3 separate regions of the Mus musculus genome follow, and regions 1 and 2 are each linked to region 3. A link is a loop called in an ENCODE intact Hi-C map of the cell type or tissue named here. Cell type or tissue: heart. All regions are shown on one strand. Each heading gives the region's core, and the rest is flanking DNA. Links, peaks and the distances in the headings are about the cores only.

What was found. Peaks named below come from ENCODE experiments on the same cell type or tissue, not always from the same donor. Only the 100,000 strongest peaks of a DNase experiment are listed, where the experiment ranks them.
Region 1: it touches region 3 in a loop (7-fold over the local background); 11 of 42 quality-filtered maps call a loop at or near these places.
Region 2: a loop joins it to region 3, with 6 times the contacts of the local background. A loop is called at or near these places in 14 of 42 quality-filtered maps.

Annotation. Positions count from the first base shown.
Region 1 is chr2:65,663,191-65,673,249 of GRCm38, reverse strand. Scn2a (sodium channel, voltage-gated, type II, alpha) reads right to left here. Exons shown (of 27, transcript NM_001346679.2): 2 at 2,488-2,805; 3 at 1,530-1,648. The coding sequence starts at 2,754. Among named protein-coding and RNA genes, the nearest start is that of Scn2a, 47 kb to the right of the region's middle. RefSeq lists an enhancer at 8,345-10,059. In heart, for the core only: a CTCF peak has its summit at 4,642 (motif pointing right); a DNase peak (open chromatin) is centred at 4,699; H3K4me3 peaks cover 960 bases; H3K27ac peaks cover 412 bases; H3K27me3 peaks cover 260 bases.
Region 2 is chr2:65,563,566-65,573,624 of GRCm38, reverse strand. Scn3a (sodium channel, voltage-gated, type III, alpha) reads left to right here and starts at 6,133. Exons shown (of 27, transcript NM_001355167.1): 1 at 6,133-6,359. Gm34833 (a long non-coding RNA gene) reads right to left here. Exons shown (of 6, transcript XR_003953838.1): 3 at 2,525-2,700. In heart, for the core only: a CTCF peak has its summit at 6,032 (motif pointing right); no DNase peak of the experiment used is centred there; H3K27me3 peaks cover 523 bases.
Region 3 is chr2:65,391,045-65,401,103 of GRCm38, reverse strand. No RefSeq gene overlaps it. Among named protein-coding and RNA genes, the nearest start is that of Gm34688, 11 kb to the right of the region's middle. In heart, for the core only: a CTCF peak has its summit at 4,807 (motif pointing left); no DNase peak of the experiment used is centred there.

The DNA of each region.
Region 1 (10,059 bases), core at 1,042-9,041, 270 kb before region 3:
AATTAGATCCCTGGAACTCCCAAAAAGTAGAAGACGAGAGCCGATGTCACAAAGCTGTCCTTGGACCTCTACATATGCACCCCGGCACCTCACACAGACCACCACCATCACCATCACCACCACCACACACACACACACACACACACACACACACACACACTCACCTGCTGACAGAGCTCAACTTTCAGGACCTACATGGTAGGGAGAACTGACTCCTATAAGTTTGTCCTCTGACTTCTACATGTATACAGTAGCATGTGCATGTACACACAAGTACACACACACACACACACACACACACACACACACACACACCCCAAAGGAATAAATAAATAAAGGTAGTAAAACATCTAAGAGTTTTTCTTGGGCTAAGCATGATGGCACACGCCTTTAATCCCAGCACTCAGGAGGCAGAGGCAGGTGAATCTCTGTAATTTCAAGGCCAGCCTGTTACACATAATGACTTTCAGGATAACCAGGACTACATAGAGAGACCCAGTCCAAAAATAATCCAAAACAAACAAACAAACAAAAGCCCCAAAACAAACAAACAAACAAACAAACAAAGAGTTTGTCCTAATAGAGCCTTAGCTGTATTTCAGTTTCTTCTGCTTTGAGTTGGGTTCCTGAAATACACAACTCTTCATAGAAACTCAAGGTTTCTATGCATTCCTGTTTGTTCCTCTCCCCTGCACAGCTCTGGTCTTTACTTCTTTGGATTTCCCAGGACTGACTCTCAGCAAGACTACTGCTTCTGCCTAGCATAAAACCTCTTATTTCAGCTTCTGTGTTTAACTTCAAGGACTAAATCAAGTCACTGTTAGCTGTCAAGTTCTCCCCTGCCCTGCTTCCAGGAATCCTGTCCTTCAGGAAGGAGAATAAAGGCTGCAGTTGAGTCTATATAGACAGGCAGACTGACGCCTGTGAATAAAACCAAGGAATAAGTAATCAAAAGAGAGTCGGGGAGAAAGTCAACACAAGTGCCAATGGGGAAAGAACCTGGAAAACATTTGGAAACTCCAGTGCATGTATGAATACACTGTATATATTCATGAACACAAAGTTTACAAGCACTCACGTAACAAAAGAAATTAGTACAATTCTGACCAAAGGACCAAAACAACAACAACAAACCCCACAGTACAGATTCTTTGCCTCTGTGTATTTTAATTGATGAATCACTGAGAAAAATCAATGTTCAGAAACTTCCAGTAGAACACCATAAAGCTCAAAGGCATGAACAACTATCTTGGCCATCTCACTAAAGTGAATGAAGTGTTGAAGGGAGTGAGTGATTGAGAAAGGAGCAGGAGAGGAAAGAAAGAAGCAATGAGTCAGAGAGAATAAAAGCCCTCAGGAGGTGAAAGGGCTTTACTTACCGTCTGTCCCACCTTGCCAGAGGCTCACTGCTGAGGAAGAGCAAAGAGACACCAAGGGACATTGACAGCCACGCAGTTTGTAAATGTTCTACTTTATAATTAAGTCAAAGGAAAAAAATCATTTTAAATGACTATTAGTCAAAAGGATATGAATGTACCAAAATCTTAATAGCTAATTTTCTAATGGGGTTGAAGGGAGTTAAAATGTACAGGGCGGAGGTGGCACTGAACCGAGAGATTGCTTTCCCTTTATTCAATACTATAAAGGTCTGAAAAAGAGAACACAACAGGTGAAACAGAATTTACAGACCACATCAAGGACGTTTGAAGAGAGTAAAAGACCCCTCTAAAATATCAAGTGTTGCAACTGTTACAAACAAAGGACAGGACACGGGTCTTTTTTCTTGCAAACCATTCAAAATTTGATAAGGACCTTCAGGAGGTAAGGAATACAAAGACAATTTTGTGATTAGGACCACAGACTTCTTGGTAACTTTGCCGAGTCTTTTACTCATGTTTTCCGCCATGTCTGTAATTTTTACACAGCTTAAAAGTGAGGTTTCAGCAACTTCTTCATTTAGGTAATTTTCTCATGAAAACTGTTAGAACTTTTTTCCCCTTACACGTGTTCTGCTGTTATTTCTTCTGCAGGGAGCCATGGGGAAATAACAGTCTGTGGTGTAAAGGCATAATTAAGCCTGTGGAGGACCCCAAAGCCTAAGATCAAATTCAAAGCAATAGGGGATCTGAGACACTGCTCTTAGAAGTATAAAACACACACACAGATCCTTTCTCTACTTTTCCCTTTATCACAATGTCAGTAGCACCAGGGTGAATCTGCATTCAATTTATGGTATAATGAGTACTCAGGAAAATAAATTGGCTTTGTCTTCTTCACATGCCCCCTTGCAGGATGCCTCTTCAAAATATGACTGTCCCAAGAACACAGGCTCAACCAAATGCTTTCAAAACACTTCTGGAATAATGGCTCCATTCCCTTATCAGACCTACCCAATATTCTACAGATATCTTAAGAGATGAAAAGAGGCACCCTCTTCACCATCTTAAAGAAATCGAGGAAATAAAAGCAACTGGTCTAAAAACTCACTTTCTTATTGATATAGTAGGGGTCCAGGTCCTCCAGGGGCTCTGACACCATCTCTGGAGGAATGTCTCCATAAATAAAAGGAAGGGATTTTCCTGCTTCCAAGTCACTATTTGGCTTTGGGCCATTTTCGTCGTCTTCGTCCTTGCGTTCCTGTTTGGGTCTCTTAGCTTTCTCTTCTGCAATGCGTTGTTCAATAGCAGCAAGGGATTCCCTGGTAAAGAAGCGGAAGCTGTCAGGTCCTGGCGGTACCAGCACTGATTGTGCCATCTTTTCATCCTGCTTCTTTAATCACTGTTTAGCTCCTCGCATAAGAAAGTGCTACAGAAACAGGAGGGGAAAAAGCAATGACCATTAAGATAACACGTGAGGGGTGGCAATCACAGGACACTGAGCATCAAGTATGCAAAGCAAAACAGCTAGAGCACTTCCCAAAGGCAGCTGCTTCCAGCGCTGTGAGCCCTCATGCATGCATTCATTTGCCTGCATGAAGATCTTTCTCTCACATCCAGTAGGTGTGTATGAGGTAATCTATTCTCCCACTCCTGAAATGTTTGAAGTGATCATGCTACTTTGGGGGAAAACACCCTGTTCGGAGCTTGCAAATGGAAGATACTGTGTATCTTTCTGTATGCTTGCTGTTTCGTTTGTGTGAATATTTTGGGAAGCCATTTTTATTCGCCCTGCATTCTGTCTGAACATATAGCATTCAAAATAAAAGAAGGAAAAAAAATCACACAAAATTGTAGAAGCAGGGCAGTAATCTTGCTTCTGCCTCTCTCTCTCTCTCTCTCTCTCTCTCTCTCTCTCTCTCTCTCTCTCTCTCTCTCCATTTTCTTTCTTTTTACTTTTCCTTTGGCCCAATTTAGCACCTTTAAGAGTTTATTCAAAACCATGTCATCTGTGGAAACAGGTAGCGAGCAAGGCGGGGTGAGGCGATGCAGGAGTCGCCCGGCTGAGGGCTGCGTTTGGAACTGCTGGCAAACTGCACAGGAAGGGACCAGGCACCTGCCAGCACAGGCAGGAAGTCACTCACATCAGAGGTCTGGAGCTTGGGCATCCTGGCTTAGCAACCTGCTGCCAACGAGTGTAATTGCTTCTTAAATTAACAAATTTGCAGTACCAGAGGAAACATCACCGAGAGATACCATATTTCCAAGTCAGAGTCTCATTTGATAAAATCTAGCAGAGTGGTGTAAATATCCATTTCAGAATGGGGACTTGAAAAAAGTCTAACAGTTTCTCTTTTAAGCATAGTCCCTGTAATATGGGTCTTTGTGATGGTATATAAATGGGCTTTAACTGGTGTTCAAATCACACTGTATTAAAGTAGATAACAGTTGTGACTGCAAATGTGACCTCGGCCAGTTACAGGAGTTTCTGTGCTGTAATCATCCCAGAATGCCATTTAAAATCACTTAATCTATTTCTTCTTTTTTTTTCTTAAAAAAAAATCCATTTTAACCTCTACACTACAGAAATGAGTTGCCACTGTAATATATGAGATACCTCTTCTAAGAGTAAAACAAGTGACTAATTCATTTCTGTAGTCCACACCTGGGAAAACACAAGCACATCTGAACAACATAAGCTGCTGCTGCATAGTTTTCATTAATTTTTATTTTTAAAGTTGACCAGCACCTTTCAGGCACCAGCTGTCAGATTGCCCTGTCAGCATCACAGGATCTCCAAAGCATCCCTCATTTTCCTCTCTCATCCCCAGAGGCCCTCATGCCTAGCGGTAGGCACAGGCATCAAGAAAATCCTTGCACGTTCAAGGGAGAAAACTGCCATCCCCATGCCTGGTGTTCTAGGGGAACAGACATGCTAAACATGCAGCCAGCAGCTTCAAAATGAAAGTGGTCCCCCTATAGATTCCCCCAAGGATTCTACTGCAAAGGTGGAGACGCCTCACAGAGAGCAAGCATAGTTAAGAACAGGAACACATTACCCCTGAAGAAGCTGTTACAGAGTTTTGGGTTGATAGGCTGGAAGCAAGAAGACTGCAGCTAAAATTCCATCAGGCTTTAAAAAAAAAAAAATTTTTTTTTTTTTCAAATTCTCCTTTAAAGACCACACCTAACTTCCTGTAAGAGGATTCTGGTAACTGAAGTAAGAACAGGCATTTCCTGTGCTGCGGGGACTACAAAGTGACATTTTTATAACTGCCACTAGAGGGCTGGGAACTGTGAAGAAAAACACCTTCCTAGAAAAACACTGAGTACGCAGCCGGCGGCAGCCCTGAGCATTCCTGGGTGGAGCCCGGAGGAGGGTCTGTAAGCCGCCAGGGACCCGAGCACCGAGCTGAAGATGGCAGCGAAGCATTCTGCTGACTGGCAACGCTTTCGTTCAGCGTTTTATTTTCTAATCCAAAAAGACACTTCATCAAAATAAATAATTCAAACGTAAAAAGAAGCAAATAGCTAAGGGTTCAAAGATTTAAATCCCTACAGTGCGTTACTGATTCTGTTAATGAAATCACAATAATGGACGTACTCTGCACAGTCAAGTTTAGCATTACTCTCCTTTCCAGAATATCTGGGGTCCAATAAATTATTGTTGACTTAACGAAGAGGCAACCTTTTCACTATGCACTAAGTTAATTTTCTCCAGTAAAATAAATAAATAAATAAAAGTTTAATTTGATAATGTATAAAGCTCCCCCCCGCCCCCGACTAGGTCATAGAAAGGAAACCAGGAGAGATAACCCTGGATAAAGCACTTGCCTCACATAAATGAGGACTTCAGTTTGAATGCACACCCTCCACATAAAAAGAGCAGGCAGACAGTCCAGTCCACCTGCAATGCCAGGGCTACAAAAGCAGAGACAGTGAATCGGGTAAGCCAAGTTTAGTCAAAGGAGTTACCTCCAGCTTCAACTGAGAGACCCTGATTAACAATTACAGCAGAGAGCAGTCGAGGGGATACCCGGCACCAGTCGCTGGCCTCTACATACAGGCATTCATATACAATTTTACACACACACACACACACACACACACACACACACACACACACGCTGGAATACACACCGTATACAGGTGATTCTCAACCTTTCTTACTCTGTGACTCTTTCATGAAGTTCCTCATGGTGTGGTGACATGAAGAATATCTGGTACATGATCCCCACGAGGGTCACGACCCACAGGTTGAGAACCACCGCCCTATTCAACTAGGTATGCCCCAAAGGGGAGAAAAATGCATATAGAAAAGAAAAGCTATCAGGGGGAATAAAGTAGTTCTGACAGGAAACGGGGACCATAGCCAGCACACTTTCAACTAATAACATAATAAGAGTGGAAGACCTACTATGTGCCAGCCACTAGGCTAAGATGCCTGTCTGAACTGTCCTGTGACTTTCTCCCCAAAACACTTCCCTGACTTACATTTGAAAAGAGAAAAGTCACAGAGAGATTAGAAAAAGTCTCCCAGAAGTTATGTAAACACAATTCAAACCCAGTCTGACAACAACAACAAAAATCTGTATCCTTTATATAGTCCTGAAAAGGAATACTCATGTAACCTAAACCTAGAGTACACATGAGTTACAAATTAGGCAGGGCTGCAAGTCTGTCCTCCTTGTCAACCTGACTGGATTTGGAGTCACCAGGAGACACACCTTCCTTTGGCATGTTTTTGTTGGGTGTTTTCAGGGAGGCTTAAACCTAGGAGGATTCAGACTGGATAAGGGAGGTCCTGTCTTAGGCAGGAGAGCCCTGCGTTGAATTAAATGGAGGAAACCAAGAAAGCCAACTGAGTGCCAGATTTTTCTGCTTTCTGCCTATGTCTCCAGTGGCCTCATGGTCCTGTCAGCTCCAGCTCCTGCCATCAAGTCTTCCTACCATGATGGATTGTTCTCCTTCTTACAGCAGGCATTTTGTAACCTCATAGAGAAGTAGCTAACACAGGTTAATCTCCCAAAGTTACATATCTGTGTATTCCTGGTCTTGTTTGAGTAGAGCTTATACATTTTGAAATGAAGAAGGGAAACCTAGCCATAAATAGTATTTTACTTACTGAGAAAGTGACTCAAACTGGCTGTAGCAAAAAAGAAAATTAAAAAAGGAAAGAAAAGAATGTGTTGGCTTGTAGTTTATTGTCTAAAGCTACCTTTATAGGATGAGTCAGGACCTCAACTGATGTCATCAGTTACACTGTATCCTTTAGCTCTGACTTCCATAGTGAGAGATACCTTTTAGAGGCACGTATTGTGATAGGTCCTATACAAAGTCCAGCCTGCCAACCTCCCAAACTCAAGTGTAATAGGAAACAACAGCAACATTCTCTGTCTCTCTGTCTCTCTGTCTCTCTGTCTTTCTCTCTGTATCTCTCTGTCTCTCTCTCTGTCTCTCTCTGTCTCTCTCTGTCTCTCTCTGTCTCTCTCTCTCTCTCTCTCTCTCTCTCTCTCTCTCACACACACACACACACACACACACACACACACACACACACACACTTAATCACCCACTCACTCATTCACTCACTCACTCACAACAAAACACAAAAATACTGTCTGTCATCTCTCACCGGTCCCAACTCTACATAGGTCCTGAGTGACCACTCTGCAAAGTGATCTTTCCAATTAATTGGCTTTGCCTAAGCCACATGCTTGTCAACACAAAATCCTCCCTTGAGACAGGTGAACTATAAGATCATATTGGTGAAATAGAAGTGATGAAAACCAGGATGGCAGGGTGGAAGTGATCTGGAGAGACAGCTCTTCAGTTAGGAGCACTGGCTGTTCTTCCAAAGGACCTGAGTTTGGTTCCCAGAGGAACCTTGGTGCCTCACAGCTCTCGTAACCCTATGTCTAGGGTGTCCGATGCTCTCTTCTGGCATTTCACACACACACACACACACACACACACGAAACAAATCTTTACAAAAGAATTTTGATTAGTACAATAAGGGATATATTAATATAAATACGTACTTTAGCAATATATTAGTTGTCAAGTTTCACTGTCTGAAAATGTGGCAAGTAACAATATCAGTATCAGAATATATACACAGTTGCCTTTGGATTTTAAACTATATTCATTTGTATCACTCTTCATGAAGAAGATTTTATAATAACTTTTAAGGTAAGGCATTATTTTTTGAAACCCTCATAAAATACTGGAGGGACAATAGATAAAGAAATTAGAGAAAGAAGAAAAAAACTTAGAAATTGTATTTCTAAATTCTGGTATCATTGTTCTACTGCTACCTCTTTTTCAATGATTTCTTTCTTTGGGGTTTTCGAATTATAAAAAGAAAAAAAAATGGATGGTGAAGGGCTGGTGAGATGGAGCAGACATAGCTGTACCTCCTTGTAATTCCTCTGCAGGGAAGGGAGTAAGAAGCGGGCACTTCCCAGGGGCTTCCTGGGTAGCCTGCTGGGCTAATTAGGCAAGCTCTAGGTCAGTGAGAGACCAAGTCTCAAAAAGAAAACAAGGGGAATGGCATTCAGGCTCAACAGCCAAGGCTGTTCTCTGCTCTCCAAATACATGTGCACATAAGGCTGCCCACAAGTGCATTTGAACACGCATAGAAACACATACACACACATACACACACACACACGGGAACATTGATGAAGTAAAAATGTAAATTAATCAATGCTACTAAACAGGATGATATAAATATAAGTGGTACATTTATACTTACATAAAGGGACAATCATAAAAAACAAGGCTACGTAATAACTATTGCGTAACTAATTTCTCTGCATAAGAATTGGCATTTATATAATATAATAAGTACTGTAAAGATAAACACAGTAAGAAAATGACTGTTATTATTTTCTGTAGATAAGAATGTAGTCATGTAGTAATTGATAATTAATAGCTTGGAATAACTTAAAGTCCTAGAAACTTTGGCTCCCCAGAGTGAAGAAGATTCAGAAAATCTGAGAAATGCAGTTTCTAGCACTGTTTTAAAACAGTGACTTATAATGTGTGCAGAAACTTAGATAACATTTGTTAAATCTTATTTGAAGTTTTTCTTTTTTTATTTCCAACAGATTTCTCAAGGACTTTTGTCCTGAGCGGTGAGCCTGTCCTCCTGGGCTTGTTAGTGGTCACCTGCTGTGATTTTGTTTCCTCTCTTTATTCATCCTGAATTCAGCCCCTTTCTATAACTAACAATTTCCCCAAGGGAGAGAAACTTCTGGACAGCCAGACTTTCATGTTTTCTGTTGGGGCTTAGGAAAAGAGTACAATACAATATGAAAAACCAAAGTGCAGTTTGTACCAGGTGAAAAATGTCATTTTTTTCTTTTTAATACTAGATGTATTATAACATGAAACAAATTTCTTTTCAGTTCTTTGTGTTCATACTATAAGTCTTGAGAATGTTTAAATTAAAGCTAAGCATTCTTTTTTATGATTATTATATCTTTGAATATAGCTTGTTTTTATTTAACGGAAATGCTTACCATGATGAACTCAGAGAAATGTAAGTCAATTTGAAGAAAAGAAAAAAAATACACTTTACAAGGATTTTTTCTGAAAAAGTAAATTATAAAGGGAGATATTCTAGGCTGGAAAGATATATCAAGTGAGTAAGAATAAGTAAGTAAGTATACATAAGTAAGTAAAAGTCCAAGATTCCATGTAAAAGTGCAGCATTGTGGTGCCCTCTGTAAATCCAGCACTGGGCAGCTAAGATAGGTGTGTTTACTATAGTGAGGCAATCCAGCAAAAATTCCAAGGTCCAGGTTCAGAGACAGACCCTGCCTTCCAATATAAGGCAGAAACCAATAGAGGAAGATGACCAAAGTTAATCCCTGACTTTCATAAGTGCACACAGAGGTGATTTAAGCCTCTGTATGTACACACACATATACATACACTATATTGCACACACACACACACACACACACACACAAAGACATATGTGACCTCTCTTCTGATCATGCTATGTTAACTAAAGCAGGAAGACACAGGGCAAGCATTGAACAACAGAGGCTCCTTTGATTCAAAGTGGACTTGTGTCTCCTGTGCCTCTCAAAGAATTCAATATACTCTGCCCATGAGTCCCATCCTCTGACTAGTGTTGTGGTAGACTTCCCCGCTCCAGTGAATTGCAGCCTCTACATTAGAGGACACCTGGGTTGGTTGTGATGAAAAGCCATGGCTCTTGCTTGTCTTGGCAGGATGGGGTGTGTTCTTGATTGCACCTTGGCCTGCCTCTGTGCCTCCCAAGTTCCAACAAAGCTAGCAACAGTAGAACATGAATGTCTTCCTATCAGCAACTTAGCATACTCCCTGGAGAGTGACAGTGATCACTGGGGTGAAGTGGGAGCAGGGAGGCTGAACAGTTGGGAATTTCAGAGGCAGGAGTGTAGATTATAACATGGAGGTCTGTAAGATTCCCTGCCAATCCAGCCCTAATAGATCTTTTCCAACCAACTGCTCTCCCTGGTTTATTTTTTGCATCATTAATGAAGGAGCCAACTTAATTTAAAATGCAAGACAAACTGAACCACTAGTTTGCTAAAACTTCTGAAATGAAATTCCATTCTCCAAGGAAAAACCAAAGTACATATAGAACCTTGTGATGGTCGGTCTTCCAGCACTACCCCTTTCTAAT
Region 2 (10,059 bases), core at 1,170-9,169, 170 kb before region 3:
CAAGAAAAACAAGAATATCCTCGTTCTAGCTCATCCTTGGGCTGCAAAGCCTTGTTACTGTGTCCCGAAATGGGAGAGGCATGAAATACAAAGCCATGTAGGTGGCCTCATGGTGCTATCCCAGCACAGTACTTGTCATGTTCTAGGAAACTGTATGAAGCAATTTAAAGAGGAAATCGGCTGCAGTGTTTGTTCTCAAGGAACCCATAGTCTTGTGAAGTGTTGACGATGACAGGTGGAAAGAAAGTGGTCTCGAGGGTATAAAGAGAAGGCTATCTAAGTCATTTATGGGAAGAGCAACAGGATATCAAGTTCATTACCCTAGCTGAGTATTCTGGAGTAATTAGCAGTTGCCCAGGTGTTAGCTGGAAATTGTGATAATAACGGCAGTAAAGGAAAGTAATTTCAGAAGGGAAGGAATAGAGCCGCACAGGCAAAGTCATTCAAGATAACATTGCGATCAGGTAGCTGTATAGCCATAGTACAGAAGGCAAGCTACACTAGAGACCACACGGAAATTGAATATGTTCTACTGTGTTCCCATTTTATCATAAAAGTTAAAAATATATTAATTTTGTTTGTTTGTTTGTTTTTCGAGACAGGGTTTCTCTGTGTAGCCCCGGCTGTCCTGGAACTCACTCTGTAGACCAGGCTGGCCTCGAACTCAGAAATCTGCCTGCCTCTGCCTCCCAAGTGCTGGGAATAAAGGCATGCACCACCACTGCCTGGCAAAAATATATTAATCTTGCTGAACTAAAATATACCTAATTAATATATTATACCTGATTAGTAATTATGTCTGGACTCTTTGAGTTCATGATAACCATCTCATGGAGTAGGTATATTTTATTTACTTTTTTTTTTTTTTTGCGGGGCACTGTGTGGGTGTTGTATACATACTTAGCATTGATGAGTGCATGTGTGTACACAAGTACACACGCATATGTGTGCACATATATGCAGAGGTCAGAGGTCAGTGTTGGGTGTTTTCCCCTGCTTGTTCTATATTTTCAGCCTTTGAGACAGAATCTCTTCCTGAATCCAAAACTCATCAGTACAACTAGGCTGGCTGGCAGCTAATGAGCTTCAGGCATACCCATGTGTTCACACCCACAGAGTTGGGTTAGACATCTCATGCCTGGCTTCTTATGTGGGTTCTAAAGATATGAACTCAAGACCCCATGCTTGCTTGCAGGCGCTTCACTGTATGAGCCCTCTCCTCAGTCCCTCTAGCAAGCAGATTTTGCACGAACAAATACCAAGGGTTTTAAACCAATTCTACCACCATGTAATATTTGGTTTTTCTAACTGAAAGTTGTGAAACTCATCTATACTCCCTAATTTTTAAAGACACTTCACAGAATGCAGGTGTTATAACCAAGAAAGTGTTTTGCTGTCTTTCCAGAAGAGGATCGCTTGCTCCTCTCAATCATTACACGTTAGACATTAGGCAACGGGCTACCTGAGCTCTCCATATGTATGCTAGAATCCTACAACATAAAGTTGACTCCAGAGCTGCAAAACCATGAGCACCAAGACTTAAGTTTGCCTGGGCTTATTTCCCACAAATGAAAATATGTGGGAAGCAACTTTATCTTCAAGGTAACAAGACAGAGGAACTGAATGAAGAAGAGTTCCAGGGCACATTCACAATGGCCAAAGGCATCATCAAGTATGCAACAGAAAGAGGGAGTGGCGGAGGGATAAAGAAGTATAGTGGATATGAAGATGCACCGTTAATGTACTTGGCATTTCACATTTATCCCTGAAATGACATCAATATGAGTGAGCTGTGTAGGCTAAAGCAAAAGCATAATGAGTTCCAGTCTATCTGGATAACAGAGCAACATGCAGCTCTAGAAAACCTTACATGAATAGACCTATAAATGTGGGACTTCAAGTAAAAGAGACACGTACACAGTCTCATTCATCTCTCCTCTCTAGAGGTGACAACAATCAAACCATCAGTGTGTGGGTGACCAGAAACAGTCCTCATCATGACCTTTCTCGACCATGCTTGGTGTCTCAGCATGAGACAAAACGCTGTTCTTTACTTCTGCCGTTGTAATCCATTTAGCCCTCTTCTAAATTTAATAACGAAATCCCCGTGTTTTGTTTATATGTGCCAACCTTCTTCCTCCTCAGCTGTGTATTTCTGAAAAACATCTTGGCACCATCTTGGCACCTGAATTCCTGTCCTTCGTCTGTGTTGCTATGACAGGTCAAGGACACCCGGCCATTCTTTCACCATTCTTCCTGTTGGTGAATGCTTAGGTGGCTTCCCATGTGTTTAGTTTGTAGCCATGCAGTCATGAGCGTTCTTGTCTGTACACATAGTCCTACCACATACTGGCCAGTAGCACCACTTGCTCTTAAGGGACATTTGCGTTCAGCTAGAGCTAATTTCACACTGTTAAAAAAAAAAAATCCTGTAGTCCTTTCAGAGTCTATGGGCACTAAAACAAAATATCATATGGCTAAGAAGCACTTAGAAATCAGCATCAACCAAAAGTAAAGCTCTTACACATTGTTCTTGCAGAGCTCGAGGATGCAGAAACCTAAGGACGGGGAGATGAATCCCAAGGAGTTAGCTGGAGGCTGTGGATTTCCTCTGCTCAGAACCCCTCTGATTTGCCCAGGACGCATTTACCAAGTGTGATGGTTAACCTTGGTTGTGTTCTTTTCTGGATCTGGAATAAACTAAAAGGGTGAGAGTTTAGCTGAAGAGTTATAACATTAGGGTACTGAGAATCTTCAAAGTTTTATTGAGTTGGTCTATGATTTGACTTTATAGGTGTCGATGGGGGGGGGGCTATATACCTTTGTAATCAAAATGGCAGGCGGGCTTCTATGAACATTTCAGAAATCGTTGACAATTCTGTCCTGATTCCAGATACTATCCACCTAATGATGTTTATGACCCTCAAATCAGCAATGCATGTAGCAACTTTAAATATTAAACGTTTGAACACAACACAATCCACGGGTTACTAAATTGGTACCTGCTGAAGAATGGCAGTAGGGAAATATTGAAGTTTTTGTTCTCAATAATTAGGTTTCTTATGCTTTTATAAGAGCAGAACACTCTGTATATACAGTCAAATCACTGCAGTTCATAGCAGAGATTAGCCTCATACCAGGGCTGAGGTGACTCAGGCAGTATTCTTTACCACTGCGGCATGATGGCATGGGCAGTGTACATGCTGTGCACACAGAAGACGGTGGTGAAGTTTCAGGATGCCAGGTCGGGGAGCACTACCAGAAACTCCTGGAGTCGGTTATATACTGGGCTTGGATTTGTATTTTGTCATGGTGTGTAGTCATAAACCTGTTATGATTGACAGGTTTTTAACAAACACCAATTGTCACCAATTATCCACAGGTAGGTCTGAGCCACCAAGTACGGCGAATTGTTATAGTGGACGAGGTAGCCGATCACTTAGATGTAAGACAGAATGATTTGAGAGGAAAACCTATGGATCCAGGTTATTGTGGCATGAGAGATCCAAGTAGGATTATCTGAACATGAGGAAGAGAAGAAGTTAGAGCATTCTAAGATGCCAGATATTGTGCCTCGCTGGGCTAATAACCACAGTGCTTGACCTCAGGTGTGCTGAAAATGGTGGGGAACAGATGGGTACTTGGGGTAGAGAACATCTTCTGTCAGCCCAGACAAGTGCTAGAAAGAGTTCACTCACGTTTTACCTTCTTTCCCAAGGGCAGGAACAAGTCATGAGGGTTTGTGACTTGGTCGGCAGAGCTGAAAACACACTGGGTAAACAATGGCCATAAACGTGGGCAGCTGTCTTAATAAGCATGACACAGGTGATCGGGCCCATGGGTCAGTGTGGACAGGTGACATCTGTGAGTCGGGGGAGGATTCTAGACAGGTCTGGACATCTACTTACAGAATAGCTCAGGACCATATTCTGCTTTCTCCATATGCATGTTTCCTGGAGCTTACCCCTCTATGATACAGGAAGGTACCTCAGGAAACCATACACTGGTTTAACATAAACTTGAAATTGTACAGAAAAGCCTTGGGTGACCCAGTTCATCTGGATCTAAACTCCCTCTGAAAACATCTCATAATAGTATCTGCCTCAGAGGAGAGCCCTGGTCTTGTGAATCCCAGACTAAAGGACTTAAGGAAATCATCCCCAGAGACAAATGTTGATAGGCTTGAGTGCATCTCGTTTCTACCATCAGGCAAAATGGGGACTATAATTTAAAAATAAAGTAAGTATTTCTTGAACACACGTCTAAAACAATGATGTCCGAATTTCCAGTGTTCGTTATGAGTAAACTTCTTCCTGATAGACAATTATGGTCTAGCCTTGTCTTCAAGGCTGATAGATTGTCAACATGTAAATGTATGTGTGTTGCATCAATATGTACTGTCAAAGAAACAAGCTTCTTTTGACCACAAGATTTTTTTTGGGGGGGGGGGGTGTATGTATGACAGCAGGAACAGCTGAAATCCACCTTGAAGAAGGTAAGCCAAGGCTATCTGAAGTAGTTGGTTGGGAAATGATCTGCTCTTCAGGCACTAGGACCTCCTTTAAAATCTCCAGCCCTAGCCTAGGCAACATAGGAGAGCTGGTCCCAAGGGTTCCAGAGCAGCGAGCCTTGACGGTATGGGCCCTGGAGAGCCGGTGGGCTGACCACCTCAGCTACCACCCAGGCCCAGATCCCGTGCTTTGAATTGACCCACTCGAGCATCTACCCTACCTATGAACAGCTGAAGCAGGACTGGGTGGTCCTGCAGATCCAAGCTGCAGGATCGCCACCTTATAGGGCAACGACAGGATATCTGAGCGGAGTCCCGGTGAGGATCCAGGATTGATGGAGTAGCAGAAGCCAGAGGCCTCGAACCAGACCAATGACTCACTGCAATGACACACCTCAGCTTCCAAGGTGAGAGATCTTCTTTCTTTCTTTCTTTCTTTCTTTCTTTCTTTCTTTCTTTCTTTCTTTCTTTCTTTCTTTTTCTTTCTTTCTTTCTTTCTTTCTTTCTCTCTCTGTCTCTCTGTCTCTCTGTCTCTCTCTCTCTCTCTCTCTGTCTCTCTCTCTCTCTTTCTTTCTTTTGGGAGATGTTGCAGGGGCAGAAGGCTGATACAAAGGGATGGGGAGATGAGTAGGATTGGGGCTAATGATGTGAAATTCACAAAGAATCAATAAGAATTTTTTTAAAAAATCCTCACCGTCCAAGACCAGGCCTGCTACGGTGCTGATTCTACCCCAGCAGTGGGGACAGAGGCGGGGAGTTTGCTGCTTCAGTCTAATTCCATGTTTAATGAGATAATTTTTCTCTAAATGTGAAAAGTAAAACCAAAAACTGCTGTTAAGAGCCCCCTCAACTCACAAAAGTCATTTTCCCTTTGACTACGTGATTCTGTTTCAATGTCGCAAGCATTTGCTGCCCTAATGTCTCAAAGGCTGAGCTAGAGGTAGATCACGGAAGACCCCTGAGGTCAACCCCCACCTACGCTGCCCCTTCATGAGCACATACACACCCCCTAAAGGAGCACATATATATGCCACACACACCTAAAAAATAATAAATAAATAAATAAATAAATAAATAAATAAATAAATAAATAAGGTATTCAGATCAGAGGTTGTCTTCAAAACCAAAACAAAAGAAAGAAATAAAAAATATGAAAAGTTTACATCTGCATATATGTTGTACTATTTTCTAAGAAACCAGATTTTTCACCTTGTGTGGAGGGGGACCTCATCTTGGAAGAGCAGACTTAGAGAAGATTTTATGAAAACCTGTGATTCCTAATCAAACAACTAGAAAATTAAAAAGTAAATACATAAAGAGGCGTGAAAGGTTAACTGTGCACACTCGTGTGGTAGCTAGGTTACCCCCCACCACCCCCCCCCCCCGCCTCCATCATCTCTCTGCTGTCACCGTGGGGCCCTTACATGATTCATAATGTTTCCATACAGGTTTGCCTCCTGCCTTCCGAAGAGATGGAGAATAATAGGAGTGTTTTGTCGTTTGCGCAATGGCGTGTGTCTGCCAGTAGATGGCAGTAACACGTTGAATGCTGCCAGCTTTTTCTTTTTCTTTCTTTTTTTTTTTTTTTTTTCCTTCCAGGGCCGTTTTCTGATATATGTTGGGTATCATAGAGTGAATCTCAGAACAGGAAGCGGAGGCATAAGCAGAAAGGATTCTGGAAAGGTCTCTTTGTTTTCATATCCACAGAGAAAGCAAGAAAAAAAAATTGAATGTAATTTGCAAATCCCTGTGGCCCAAATCTGAAGAACTACTGGGGGTGGCACGTTCCATTCTAACCATCTTGGATGCTGTCCTTTGTTGAGCTGTGATTCCTAAGGCTCTCCATCAGGTAAGCTGACAAAACATTTAATTATTTGCACCGTAGAATCTAGCCACCAGATCATCTTCTCATTTTAAAATCCTCCCCGTGCTGCCATTTTTAAAAGCCTAATGTTTAGATGTAAATTATAAGAACTAAAGGTATCATTTGATTTGTAAACTGCTTACTATTATTCCTTTATCTTTCAAAGGAAACAGCCTCTGTCTGGAAATGGTGACTTACAATACAGACTAGGAATTAAGGAGTGTGTGTCTGTGAAAGAAACAGATGTTTGGGGTTCATTGTATAGAGAGAACATCTGTTTTGTTAGACTTAATGTCAACCCACTAGATTTCAGGACGACACCGCCTATTCGGCATCTTTAAATCATTAAATGCTCAGTGAGATTGGAGCTACCTTTTCTGTGCTTTATTTTTTTTTTAAATTCAATTTAATTTTATTTACTTAGAAGCTCTGGAGAAGCCATATACAGACAGTGATATCAATATATAAGGGTGTTTGGCTATTTAGACATTCTTATTTTTCTTAGAAATTTATCAGCATAGAGGGAAAGAGACCACCCAGAGTAACATTAAAATACATTTGATTTGGTAAAAGTGAAATGATCCATGAATTCCTGTATGTCCCATACCCTCCTGTTTTGTTACCTTTTAACAGCCAGAAGCTTGAGAGCTGGGTAGGTTTCTTTCCTTCCTGGAACATTTCATGGTTGGTTTTTATTATCAGTACTATTACTACCAATCACCAGGAAAACTCACTTGAGACCAAATGAGAATAATTTACATTGTGTAGAGTCTGTGCCTGTCACTGAAATGTTTTACACCACACTCATAATGTTCCATTCAGTGATCACACTGCTACATTAGCAGAAGACCTACAGGCAGTAGTGGAAAGACAAGTTTTTAAGATTACAAAGCTCTCTCTCTCTCTCTCTCTCTCTCTCTCTCTCTCTCTCTCTCTCTCTCTCATGTGTGAGTGTGTGTGTGTGTGTGAGTGTGTGTGAGTGTGTGTGTGTGTGTGTGTGTGTGTGTGTGTGTGTGTGTGTGTGTGTGTGCAATAGGTAGTGTAATGTCTCTTGTGAGGACAAAGATGAAGCCATTAGTGTTTGTGAGGAGAATCTGCATGGAAATATTACATCTAATCTATTCTGAGCAGTGTGTCCTGCAAGAAATACAGACCCGTGATATCAACCCAGGCTTTGGTCGGTACTAAACAAAGGGCCTTAAAACAAACAAACAAACAAAAAAATACCTTGGGGTACCTGAAGTATATTTTCTCATCATGTTGGCGAACAAACCAAGCAATCTCACTCAGTAAATGACATCGGGAGGCAATACACTCCCCCTTAAAACATTTCAAAATAGTGTCTGCCTCAGCAGAAAGCCCTTGTCTCACATATTTCAGAGCTCCGACTGACTATAGGATGTAAAGAAAAATGTTTTCTTGGAAAGGGTTTTCAGAAATAAATGCTAATTGGCTCAGATGTATTGTACAGTACCCGCCACGCCTGCAGGTGATTGAAAGTGAGTAACTTCGTGCTTTGTAAATGCCAGAGCTGGTTGATTGGACTAGTTTGCATTTATGAATGGATATTTATATTTGGACCCTGGATGCTACCTGTTTGATTGTGTTTTTAAAGTTGCCGTGCCTCCTTAGCTGCTCATCTGGCTTGGATGCTCACTTCTCCTGGTTGCTTGTCTTGCTTATTCTTCTACACATATGGTCGTAGTGGGAAAAGCTGATGTGCACACACAACTCCACCTTGCAAAACATGCCCTTTGAACTCATCAGAAATGAAATGTTCCTATTACAAGCCATCTAAAGCTAATGAGAGTATTTCACTCTTTATAAAAAATGCAGAGATTCATTTGTAAGGCACACATTACTTTTATTTTTTTTTTTAAGGTAGAGCTTAACTCTGAGCTGGAAATGGGGACATGGTTCAGGTTCTGCCACTTGTGAGCTTTGTAGGCTCCAAAAGGACAGCAGCTACCACAGAAGTAGTTGAGAAGTCAAGTCAAAGCCAGATTCTAATTCCTTCCACTTATTGCTGTTGATTTCTGAGTTCAGCTCTATGAGGGGCATCCCTGGATCTCCTAACTCCAGTTTGACAATGAGTGTTTCACTGGGCATGAGGGTAGAGAAGTGGAGACATTTTGGCGGTCTTTGGCCAGTTCCTTCTTTGCTAGAAACAGCAAGCAGTGGATGGAAAACTGGGGACGAGCTTAGCAGCTTCACTGTTTTCTAACAAATAACTCAAGTTCTGTAGCCTCTAGCACACTGTCCATAGAGCAATGATGTGCCTACTTGGAAAACTGTGGAAATAAAATAGTTTCTGTTCAGGGCTTAGTGACTGTCGCCTTCCTCTCTTATTTGCCACCCCAGCACCCAAGAAAGGAACAGGTAGCATTGCTGTTATTAGTGCCAGTGATGAATACCTTCTGCCACAACGGGGAAGGTGGAGAGGGAGGAAACCAAGAGGGGATTTGAACTGTGGTTAAATGTTATCTTGGTTAAGTGTTATCTTGGAAGAGGGCTTTGGCTGAACATCAGCAAGACCAATGTGTTACCCATGACAATGTCAGTTAGTGGATGCAGGCCCTTTCTGGTGAGTTCGTGGAACTTCTAGATGTTTCTCCCTGTCCATTGGTGTTATTTCAGACTGCACTGTGCTTGTTTGTATGTTTCATTTTTTTTTTCCTTTTAGCAAAATCAAGTGATGATAAACCAAGAGCATTATCATCACTTCATCTTACCTTAAGAGGACTTGCATTTCAGACAAAAGGCCTCTGGGAGGATTCACAGAGGCAAATCTATGTTTTGTGAGGGATCACAATTTTTTTTTTTAAAGTAACTTCTATAATACTATGATAATCAGATCACGGCACCTAAGCCTAAGAAATGTCTTAGCTCTGACTGAGACCCAAACTCTCTGGGCCTAAATCCTGTTAAGGTCACAGTTATATGTGGGAAGGCAAAATGTGCCTGATGAAATTGTTGACATGCTACGAAGGCCCCACTTCTCCCTAAAGACTCTCTAAGTGCAGCTTGGTGCTTCTGACAGCTGTGTGCTACCAGGATCTCTGTGAGCTAGAGCCTGGGTGACCTTTCAGCACCCCAGGCCTCCTAATCCCTTCCTTCAACCACCCTGGGCCTCTTTAAACTGACTCCAGTAACAGGGCTGTCAGCTCCATCTTCATGGCCACCAGGATGACTTAATGGACTCAGGATAGCATAGAGAGGACGGCCGAGAGCAGGAAAGGCTGAGCAACTGCAGGGTAACATGTCTCAGCAGGACAGGCTCTGAGCCTGGAATCTGTTGCCAGTCATTTCTCTTGGCTCCAGCTTCCTCCAAGTTCCTGTGAGTCGTTAATTGCAGGGTGAAGTTTATCAGAAACCATCTGTAAGTGCAAGTAAGTAATGTCTTTTTTTTTTTCCAACAAAAAATGAGCATAGAATGAGATGGTGACATTTCTTGCCTTCAGGGGCTACACACATCCCTATTTCTTGTTATCCTTCCTGTACAGAAACTTGGTGGACTTACTTTGTGGCAATGTCTCGCTTGTCTTGGAAAATCTATTATTCATTTCTGTACTTCTCTAACTGGATGCTTTATTCATCTTACAGAGAAGGAGGATCAGTTGCTCACCTGCTCTTGAAATATAATTAAAATCAGAAACAATTAATTTAGGAACTTTTAGGTTCTATG
Region 3 (10,059 bases), core at 1,016-9,015:
AATATCCATGGCTCAGTAGACATCCCTGGTCGAGGCAGCCTCCAGGAAGCACGGGGATGTCTAGGGCTATGTAAAACGGGCCCTGCCCCTCACTGGCTGCTGTGCTCTGGAGAGCTGGCCCCATCTCTCACCCAGGCAGCACAGTGGAACTGGTTCTGGTGGCTGGGGTGTCCCTAAGCTGGCCCAAAGGCATGAGTGTTGGAAATCTGACCCTGACTTGGGGTGGCATGGGTGCAGAGTTAATGGTCGCCTCCTCTGGCAGCAGGGAAAGCTGCCCACAGGGTCATGAGCATAGGAGAGCCCTGCAGCTCTCTAGCTGCAGCACTCAAGAAAGCAGGCCCTGCATGTCACCGGGACAGTACAGTAGAACTGGCCCTAGTGATGGGAACATGGGTGAGCCAGGAGTGTGAGGGATATACTATGGGATACTACAGCTTCCACTATGAGATGTTCTCTGTGGTTTGATCTTGTCTATTGTTTTTGCCATTTTGGGGGGTGAGACTGCAAGGGCAAAGGGCAGACATGGGGGGACGGGGAGCTGAGCAGGACTGGAGTGCATGATGGGAAACTCACAAGAAATCAGTAAGAAGAAAAAATGCAAAAAAGTAAAATAAAATCAAACCGTTTAAAATGGGCAAATGCAATTTGCCAAAGAGGGCGATGGGTCTTAAGACTGGATGAATGCAGGATGAGAAAAGTCGGCCACAGAGCAGCTCGTGGTGATGGACTGTAGCTAATGCTTCGCAGCTGCATTGGTTGCTTATGGCACAATAATTTCAACTGGTAAATCATAGTAATATTTCAATTAGACAAAAAGAAAGTCCATCGAAATCCTACTATTATGTGTTGAACGCTCCAAGATTCTTCCTGGCTGTGCTTTTAAATGAAGCTATCCATCTGATTTTCCATTTTCCTCTCTTACAGTGTGGTAGATTTAGAGTCTCTTCCCAAAGTTTCCTTTGTCACTAACCTGGGCATTTCTCCAAGCCCAAAGATAGTAGGGAAATTATACACTCGTCCTACATGATTTTCTTTTTTAAGCAACTGGATCTGGCTTTCATCTTAGCAAGTCTCAACCTTTCGCTATGTGTAGCTATGTTTTTGTTATTTTAAATGAATGCATCTCTGAGACCTAATCGAAACAGAAAGCCTTCAAGAAAATCTGAGCTCATCGGTGTACAATAAGAGCATGTTTAAATAATCTTCTTACTGAATATACAGAATTTTATAAATGCATGATATACAGACAGAATTATATACATGTAAAAACACCTTAAAATTCCAACTCCAGAGAAAGCTGCCAGTCACTGATATAGAGCACTGTCACCTCTGTTAACGATTTGGACATGAAAACAGAAATAACATATTAGATATAGGCACTATACATGGGATAAAAAGAGAGCCCCTATGTGTAGCACAAATATGCCAACATGACTTAAGGTTAATACTAAGAAAGTTCACTTAATGTCAATAACTAGTCTGTTCTCTCTCAATAACACAGTAAGTGAGTTACAGCCATGCTGAACATTTAAATATCTGATTAGAAACAGAATAGTAAACGTAATTAGGTTTGAGATCACTGAAAATATTTAATGCCTCTTCAAAAACAAAATGATAGAACTTCATAGGTTTTAAATTATGATTTCAATAATTCCCCATCCTTTTTGTGCTAACAATTGAGACCAGGACCTTGTTCCTGATAGGCAAGCATTGTTCACTGTATACTTTTACCTTATTCTATGTAAATAATCTACATGATCTACAGCAATATGCCTCTGTATGCCTTTTTATATTTAAAAGGTTGAATTCCGGGGCTGGTGAGATGGCTCAGTGGGTAAGAGCACCCGACTGCTCTTCCGAAGGTCCGGAGTTCAAATCCCAGCAACCACATGGTGGCTCACAACCATCCGTAACGAGATCTGACGCCCTCTTCTGGAGTGTCTGAAGACAGCTACAGTGTACTTACATATAATAAATAAACCTTTAAAAAAAAAAAAAAAGGTTGAATTCCAATATTTTCGGTTCTGAAAAATCAACAAAGGCCTGAAGTGCACACAGGGCCTTTTCCTGTCTCTGCAAATCGACCTGCACACGTGACTTTATCATGGTTGCAACTGAAGTGGAGAGAAAATGTGTCCTTTTTCTCTCTGCTGAGCTCACTCCTCATCCATTGCTCCTGCATCTTTATTGTGCTCATTCCTTTGGGACACGTTGATTCCAAGCTACTTCTCTGACTACATAGAGTAGCTACTTTATACCAGTTTTTCAGACTATATGGTGCTTCGTGAGCTATGGCGATGTGTTTGCTTGCTAAAGAAAAAAATCTTTGTTTCATATGACACAGAATGTACTCATTTTAAACAGTAATCATTAAAACTAGTCTTTTTATGGAACATTTAGAAATCCTTCACAAAGTTTTAAAATTGCAGTTCAATAAACATCCCCAGAAGAGATCTTGCTCTCAGATCATAACCGTGTAATATAAAAGTCTCCGCAGATCCTGGAAACTATAAGTGGCCAAAGCAAAGAGACAAAATTTGGATGGGCTCAGCTTCTGGACTGTAGGGTTGGAATTGTTGGGGGATTATTAGTTTTCAACTTAACATAAGGCAAAGAAGAAGCATTCAGATTGACTAAGATGACTAAGGCCCGGTACCCTAAGTTTAGACTTACGTTTGTGTTCTAGGAGCATAGCTCAGTTAGAAGCAGGGCCTAGCAAACACAGAAGTGGATGCTCACAGTCAGCTATTGGATGGATCACAGGGCCCCCAATGGAGGAGCTAGAGAAAGTACCCAAGGAGCTAAAGGGATCTGCAACCCTATAGGTGGAACAACATTATGAACTAACCAGTACCCGGGAGCTCTTGTCTCTAGCTGCATATGTATCAAAAGATGGCCCAATCGGCCATCACTGGAAAGAGAGGCCCATTGGACTTGCAAACTTTATATACCCCAGTACAGGGGAACGCCAGGGCCAAAAAGTGGGAGTGGGTGGGTAGGGGAGTGGGGTTGTGTGGGTATGGGGGACTTTTGGGATAGCATTGGAAATGTAAATGAGGAAAATACCTAATAAAAAATTAAAAATAAATTAAAAAATGAATGACATTTTTGACAAAGAACATTTAATTATTCAACAATTGTCTTACTTCTTAAAAAAAAAGAAGCAGGTTACTTAATACAGTGAACAAAGTAGATATTCAAGCCAGACAAGGTGGTAAACACCTGTAATGCTGGAACTGAGGACTGTGAGTTCTAGGTCAGGGTGGGCTGCATAGCAAGATGTTATCTAAATAGAGAAAGGATAGCAAACCAAAACAGTCTGGGCTTTGCTTTCAAGGTCAAGGCCTAGGAGGAAAGCAGGAATTCAGCAAGTACGCACACGCCTTATGAATTGCTGAGAGGATGCTGTGAAGCAGGATACGGGATAAGCAGCGCGCGTTCTATAGATTATGGGAACACTGCTTTAGACATGTATAGGGACACATGCGGCCCCATCAGGACAGTAGTTTCCATTAATTCCCCAATAAGCCCTGATGAACCAAGATAGGAAGCAGGAAAACTGGACTAGGAACAGAGTGGCAGTGGACCCTAGAGAGGGAAATAGGATGTCTGCCTGCGAAATTATGGGCGTTCCCAGAGGCCGTCAGGAAATTCACCAATTAACTTTGCAACTGGCCTGTCTCTGCAGTATTGTTTCATATTGCACTGGATTCTGGAAGTTTTTGTTGAACTTTTTTTTTTGTTCCCTCTCTCGACTACCGTAGGAGACAAAAGACAAAAGAGAAATATAAAATGTAGTCTCCATCCTCGTTGCCTTTATGAGTAAATTGAGGAGATATACACATAGCAAGCACACAAAACCACATTAAAATTAAAGTTATACAAACAAACAGTAAGAAAAGCCAACAGAAAAGAGATGGACAGGAAGGGCAGATAGAAGCAGCGGGTGCAGTGGAGTCTGCAGGCAGATTGCTTGGACAGGAGGGTGTTAGGAAGTGTGGCTGTATTGGATGAGGTGTGTCACTGGAGGTGGGCTTTAGGTTTCAAAAGACCACCTGGCAGGACCTGGCAGGTCCTGGCTCAAGCTCTCTCCTTCTACCTCTGCCTTCCCTCTCTTTCTGTCTCTCTCTATCTCTCACTGTCTCTCTCCCTCTCTGTCTTTCTCTCTCTCTCTGTCTCTGTCTCTCTGTCTCTCTGTGTGTGTGTATGTGTGTGTCTCCCTCTCTCTCTCTCTTCTCTCTCCCTCTCTCTCTCTGTGTTTCTGTGTTTCTGTCTGTCTGTCTGTCTGTCTTCTGCCTGCAGATCAAGATATTATGCTCTCAGCTTCTGCTCCAGTGCCAGGCTTGTCTGTTTCCCACAGTGCTGATCATGGACTAACCATCTAAATCCATAAGCAAGCCTCTAAATGTGTTCCTTTGTGGGACTTGCTTTGGTCATGATGTCTTTTCACAGTAATAGAAAAGTAACGGAGACAAGTGCCTCTAGTCTGAAAGGTGAGATTACAGTCTGCGTAGAATATACTAAGGCAGAGAGCTTCACCAGTGGCTCCAGCAGTCTACATTTTATTTAGAGTTTCACTGTTCTGACAACTTTCTAGCCACAAGCTATCTAATTTTCTACCCAGAACATGGAAAGGTAATCACACAGAACAATGCCTTCCTCTCTCGAAGATCAAAGAATGGCAGATCATGCAATGAGGTGTCCTAAAGACTTTCAACTCCACAAAGGAACCAGGCAGGTATGGGTCAGCATTTTCCAAGAGGAGCTTTAAATCTCAAAAGAAGCAAAATGCTTCCATCTAGTGGCTGATGGACAAAACTGATACAAACACCACCCTAAGATTCTGTTACCCAAAGGCAGAGAGAGTCCTAAGGCATGTGTCCACGGTTACATGAAACAGGCAAGGATTTCTTTAAGTTCTAAATCACACTACACGGAGATGTTTCTGTTTGTTTGCTTGCCTGTTTGTTGTTTTTTGAGACAGGGTTTCTCTGTGACGTCCTGCTACCTCAGGTTGTCCTAGGCTAGCTGAGGCCTCGAAACTGTTCACCTCTCCTTTCATTTTAGAGCTGTTTTTCCTCCAACCAGTGGAACTGACAGAAACATATGGTGAGAGACACACAGTAAAGACAACCAGGGGTGCATACCACAAAATTAGGGGAGCAGAAGATAGTCACCCAGAAATCCCAGACACTGAATTTAGGGCCACATCCAGGCATTCATACATGTTCTGTGCTGAAGGTGCCATAGACTGATATACCCACAGAGGGGACAGATTCAGGTAACTTTCTGTAGTTTTCCCTTTAGCCTGGGGGCTTTGGAGCCTCTGGGTCCTCGAGACAAGGGCAGAAGAAGTTCCTGGGGCCCTGGAACATCTCAGGTGTGCACTCCCTAGGAGTTATCCATGTTGCTTAGCATGATAAGTGTAAACACCCTACAATTTGATTATATCAAAAGATAAGCTCCAGGTACTGCTAAGTACAAGGAACTTCCCTTAAAGGAGACTGACAGGAGGTCCAAATGAAGGGATTGAAAAGTCTCTGCTACTGAAAGGAATACAACACAGCTAGAGGAAGAAGGAGTTAGACAGTCAAGAATCACACATACTGGCAGAACATAGGACATGGGGTCAAATGGTTTTCCCATAGCTATACAAACTATAAAGGACATATAGTCCATATGGTACGGAAAAGGTAATATATATCCCAGAAGCACAGTCTCATTGAGTACGCCTTGTTCACCTTCCTCACAACTCCGTGGTTCTCATGCTCTGATCGTGAATCTGCATGTGGACCCTGAAGGTCCTGTTCCCAAATGTTTTTTGTTAGATCAATAAAGACACTAACTGCCAATAAGCTGGGAAAAATCCACAGGACTTCCAGGTTTCCTGCAGGCAGGCTAGCAGACGTCAGGGAGTAGGAAGAGATTTCGCCATGCTGTGGAGAGAGAAAGAGCCAACAGCCATGTGAGATCCAGGGTGGGGTGGCCGTCAGCTGCTTCCCTGACTGGGCCTGGGGTAGCAGCCAGGAGCTTAGAGACCAACTGAGCTGAGGGCAGATTTAGAGTTCTGAGCTAGGAATAAAGGTAACTGAGCAACTAAAGTTGAGGGCAGATTTAGGGCGCTGAATTGGGAGTGAAAATAAAGGGCACAATAGCTGGAGAAGACTTAGAAGAGTCCAGCCATTGAGTTAAAGCACATCAAAATTAAGCTAATGTGTACATGTGTCTTTTATCTATGAATCTGATGGGACCTGGGCATGGCTAGTAGCATGGTCTGCCTGGAGCTTAAAATAGGGCAGTAAAATCTATATGCTATACTTCATGTTTGCCTAAGAATTAGAACTCAGGTGGTCAGGCTCAGACCACTGGACAGCAAGTGTCTTTATTCACTGTGCCATCTTACCAACCTCACTATGTTAATATTTGAAGTAAAAAAATGACTTACTTTTAATAACTCCATACAATGCGTTATTACTATAATGGTGCCCCGTTAGTGTCTCTTTTCACTCTCGCTCTCCTGATGGTTGCCTTCCTCTCCACAGCTACTCCCCCCTTTCCTTTAGTTACTTTTCTGTTGCTTTGAGAAGACAGCATGGCTAAGACAATTTACAGCAGAAAGATTTTTATTAGGGATTACGGTTCCAGAGGGATGAGAGTTCATTGTGGTGCACGAAAGGTGGCCAAAAGTGGTGGGCAGAGTGGCCAGACCACAAAGGGTCTCAGTCAGAGACAGGAAGTCCAGAGCTCATATGCTCAAGCACAGAATGTGTGTGTGTGTGTGTGCACACGCTCGTGCGTGCGTGCTACAAAACTCTTTTTATTCTGTAGAGTGCAAACTACAGGGACTGTGTCCTAAATAATTCTGCCCTAAATCAAACCTTTCATATACTATGTAAATTAAATGAGATCAAACATCACCAATATCTTTTGGAAGATCATTTTTATGTCTTAAGCATCTAACAAACTTCTCCCAAAGGACTTCAAGATGAAGGAAAAGAGGAGGAAAGTAAGCCCATCGCTCTAACTCCAGACCTTAGCACAACTGACACCAAGATGGAAGTCCCATTCAGGCCTTGGAGCCCAGCACAGAGGCTCCTCACCTGCCACGATGAGACCAAAGGCCTAATCCCTCAAAGCACACAGTTCTGGAAAAACTGGAAAAGTCCCCGTATGTACTAAACATGTTCATTGGTTTCTGTAATTCTGCTTCTGGCAAACTGTTCTTGCTAACTGGGTTGTACAGACCCAGGATGTACATTTTTGTGCTTAAAACTCACCCTGAAAAAGGCTTAGGTCTGTATTAGGATTCTGAACACCAGCAGGCTAATAAAGACTTTCTACTAGGTCAAACCCATGTCCAAGTAGTCTCCTCTGTTAGATACCTCACAGTTCTAGGGCATAGTTCTAATCCCAGAATTCAAGAGGCCAAGACAGGAGAATTACGAGTTCTAGGCCAGCCTGTCTGACTTACAAAATAAGACTGTCTCGAAATAAAATGTCAATAAAAGAAAGACATCATCAACTCTATAGACTTCTTGCTAAATGTCCTCTGTAAACTTAAACATGAAAACAGAAAAAAATATAACTGAGAACAAGTCATTTAAAAAGGAACAGTCAAGAAGGCACTGAAGAACCCAGGCTAGCTGCTGAGACTGGCTTTCCTAAAAGTGATCCCTGAGATGAAAAAATGCACAGAGCTTCATCTTCCAAGTATTCCCTGGAGAATCAGCCAGGCTATGGCTCATTTGGGGCAGACCACAGAGCACTGCCTCAGTCCCCAGGGCCGCGATGGTGACCTCAAGTGGTCCCATTAGCTGTTGCTGGGGAAACAACAGCTCCAACCAGTGCCATCCATCCTGCAGTCTGTGAGTCCAGCCTGCACAACAGGCTCTGAGAGATGACATCATTCCCTGATAGAGTGGAACAGACCCGTGCTCCCCAAGGAGGGGTAATCTCCACAAACAGAATTCAAGGCTTCATGTTTGATTGGATTAAAGATGTGAGGAGGACCGCCACTGAGAACAGGAATGGTTAGGACAATGGCCAGACAATAAGTATACTTTTATCATGATTAAATTTTGAATGTTATAGTTTTGCTGACACAGAGAGAGTGTCCATGCCGTTAATAAAATAATGATCAAAGAATTTATTTCATCTTCAAGTAAAGTGTGATGATGTCTAAACTTTCTCACAAGCACTTTAGTCACAAAGATATATTAGTGCACATGTGGCCACATACATACCATCACAGATATGCTAACTTGTAAACTTTATGTCTAGACAATTGTGTACATGCATGTATGTCAGTTCAGTTAGGGTTTTAATGCTGTGAAGAGATACTATGACCAAGGCAACTCTTATAAAAGGCAACATTTAATTGGGGCTGACTTATAGTTTCAGAGATTCAGTCCATTATCATCAAGATGGGAGCATGGCAGTGTCTAGGCAGACATGGGGCTGGAGGAGCTGAGAGTTCTACTTCTTGTTCCAAAGGCAACTAGGAGTAGACTGCCCTCCAGGAAGCTAGGACAAGGGTCTTAAAGGGCACGCCAACAGTGACACACCTACTCCAACAAGGCCACACATCCCAATAGTGATACTCCTTGAGTCAAGCATATTCAAACCATTACATATGTATAAAGAGAATGAGAGAGAACTATAGGGAAATATAAACGAGTGCTGGCACTAAGCAGGAAGGTGTGGCTATCACACTATTCTTACTCCCTTTCTGTAATTTTGAAATGTTGTTTGTGTTGAGAGGGTCTCTCATTGTGTAACCAATGGAAACCTTGATTTGAACTCCTGATTCTCAACTAGCCTTATAGGCACACCCCACCATGTCTAATTTTGAAGTTTTAAAACTCAAAAGGAAAAAAAAAACACTCAAAAGGTGGAGTAAAACAGAATTGATATTTAATATTTTCAAGAAATTATTCGGGGTAATATTTCAAGAAATATTTAAGGTAATATTTTCAAGAAAAAATATATTTTTCAGTTTTATCACATTGCTAAAGTGACTTTTTGAGAAAAAAAAAACCTAATAAGGTTTTGAAAGAACTGAAATACGAAAAGGGGAGGGGCCTTCATTATCAATATTAGCAAATTTCAATGTAGCCGCAAGTATTTATTGGTTGCTGCCTTCCAGATAGGGAATCCCCCGAGTTGTTTGTTTTTGGTTTTTGTTTTTGGGGGGTTTTGTTTGTTTGTTTGTTTTTTCGAGACAGGGTTTCTCTGTGTAGCCCTGGCAGTCCTGGAACTCACTCTGTAGACCAGACTGGCCTCGAACTCAAAAATCCTCCTGCCTCTGCCTCCCAAGTGCTGGGATAAAGGATGTGCCACCACTGCCGGGTTCTTGCTTCTTAAAGGATGGGTTCTGACCCCTTTTAATCATCTCCTTTAGCCTTGTGATTCTCGGCCCTTCCAGTTCCAATTTTTTAGTGACATTTTTAAAGAAAATACTAAGATACCAAAACGTCACCAATAAAATTGGAAGCTGACAGCGCACATCCTCAACCACAAACAGGAGGCAAAGGGGTGGGGCGAAGAGGAAGTGGGCCGAGGCAAACCCTCCCCCAGAGAAGTACTTCCTTCAGCAAGGCTCCACTTCCTGAAAGTTCTGCAACCTCCCCAAACGCACCAGCAACTGAGTGCCAGATATTCAAATAGGTGGGCCTAGTGGAGACATGTCTCATTCAAACCTCCAGGACAGCCATGATAAGCAAGATATGATTTAGTCTCTTTTATTTTTTTTCTGCCCTCCATATCAGACACAGCATTTACATGTAACATATACATACAAGAGTTTTATGACGAGTTAAAATAAACAACAATAGCACAGTATGGTCTTAGGGAAATAAAGGCAGCTTTTTTTTTTTTTTTTTTTTTTTTTTTAAAGACATGGCATCACTACATAGCCCTCCCTGAGTGTCCTGGACCAAACTACATAGATCAGGCTGACCTCAACTCAATAAGATCTGCCTGCCTCTTTTCTCCCTGCCTTCCTAGAACTGGGATTAAAGCTGCTATGGCTGGTCAAAAAAGATATTTTAACCGATCAAA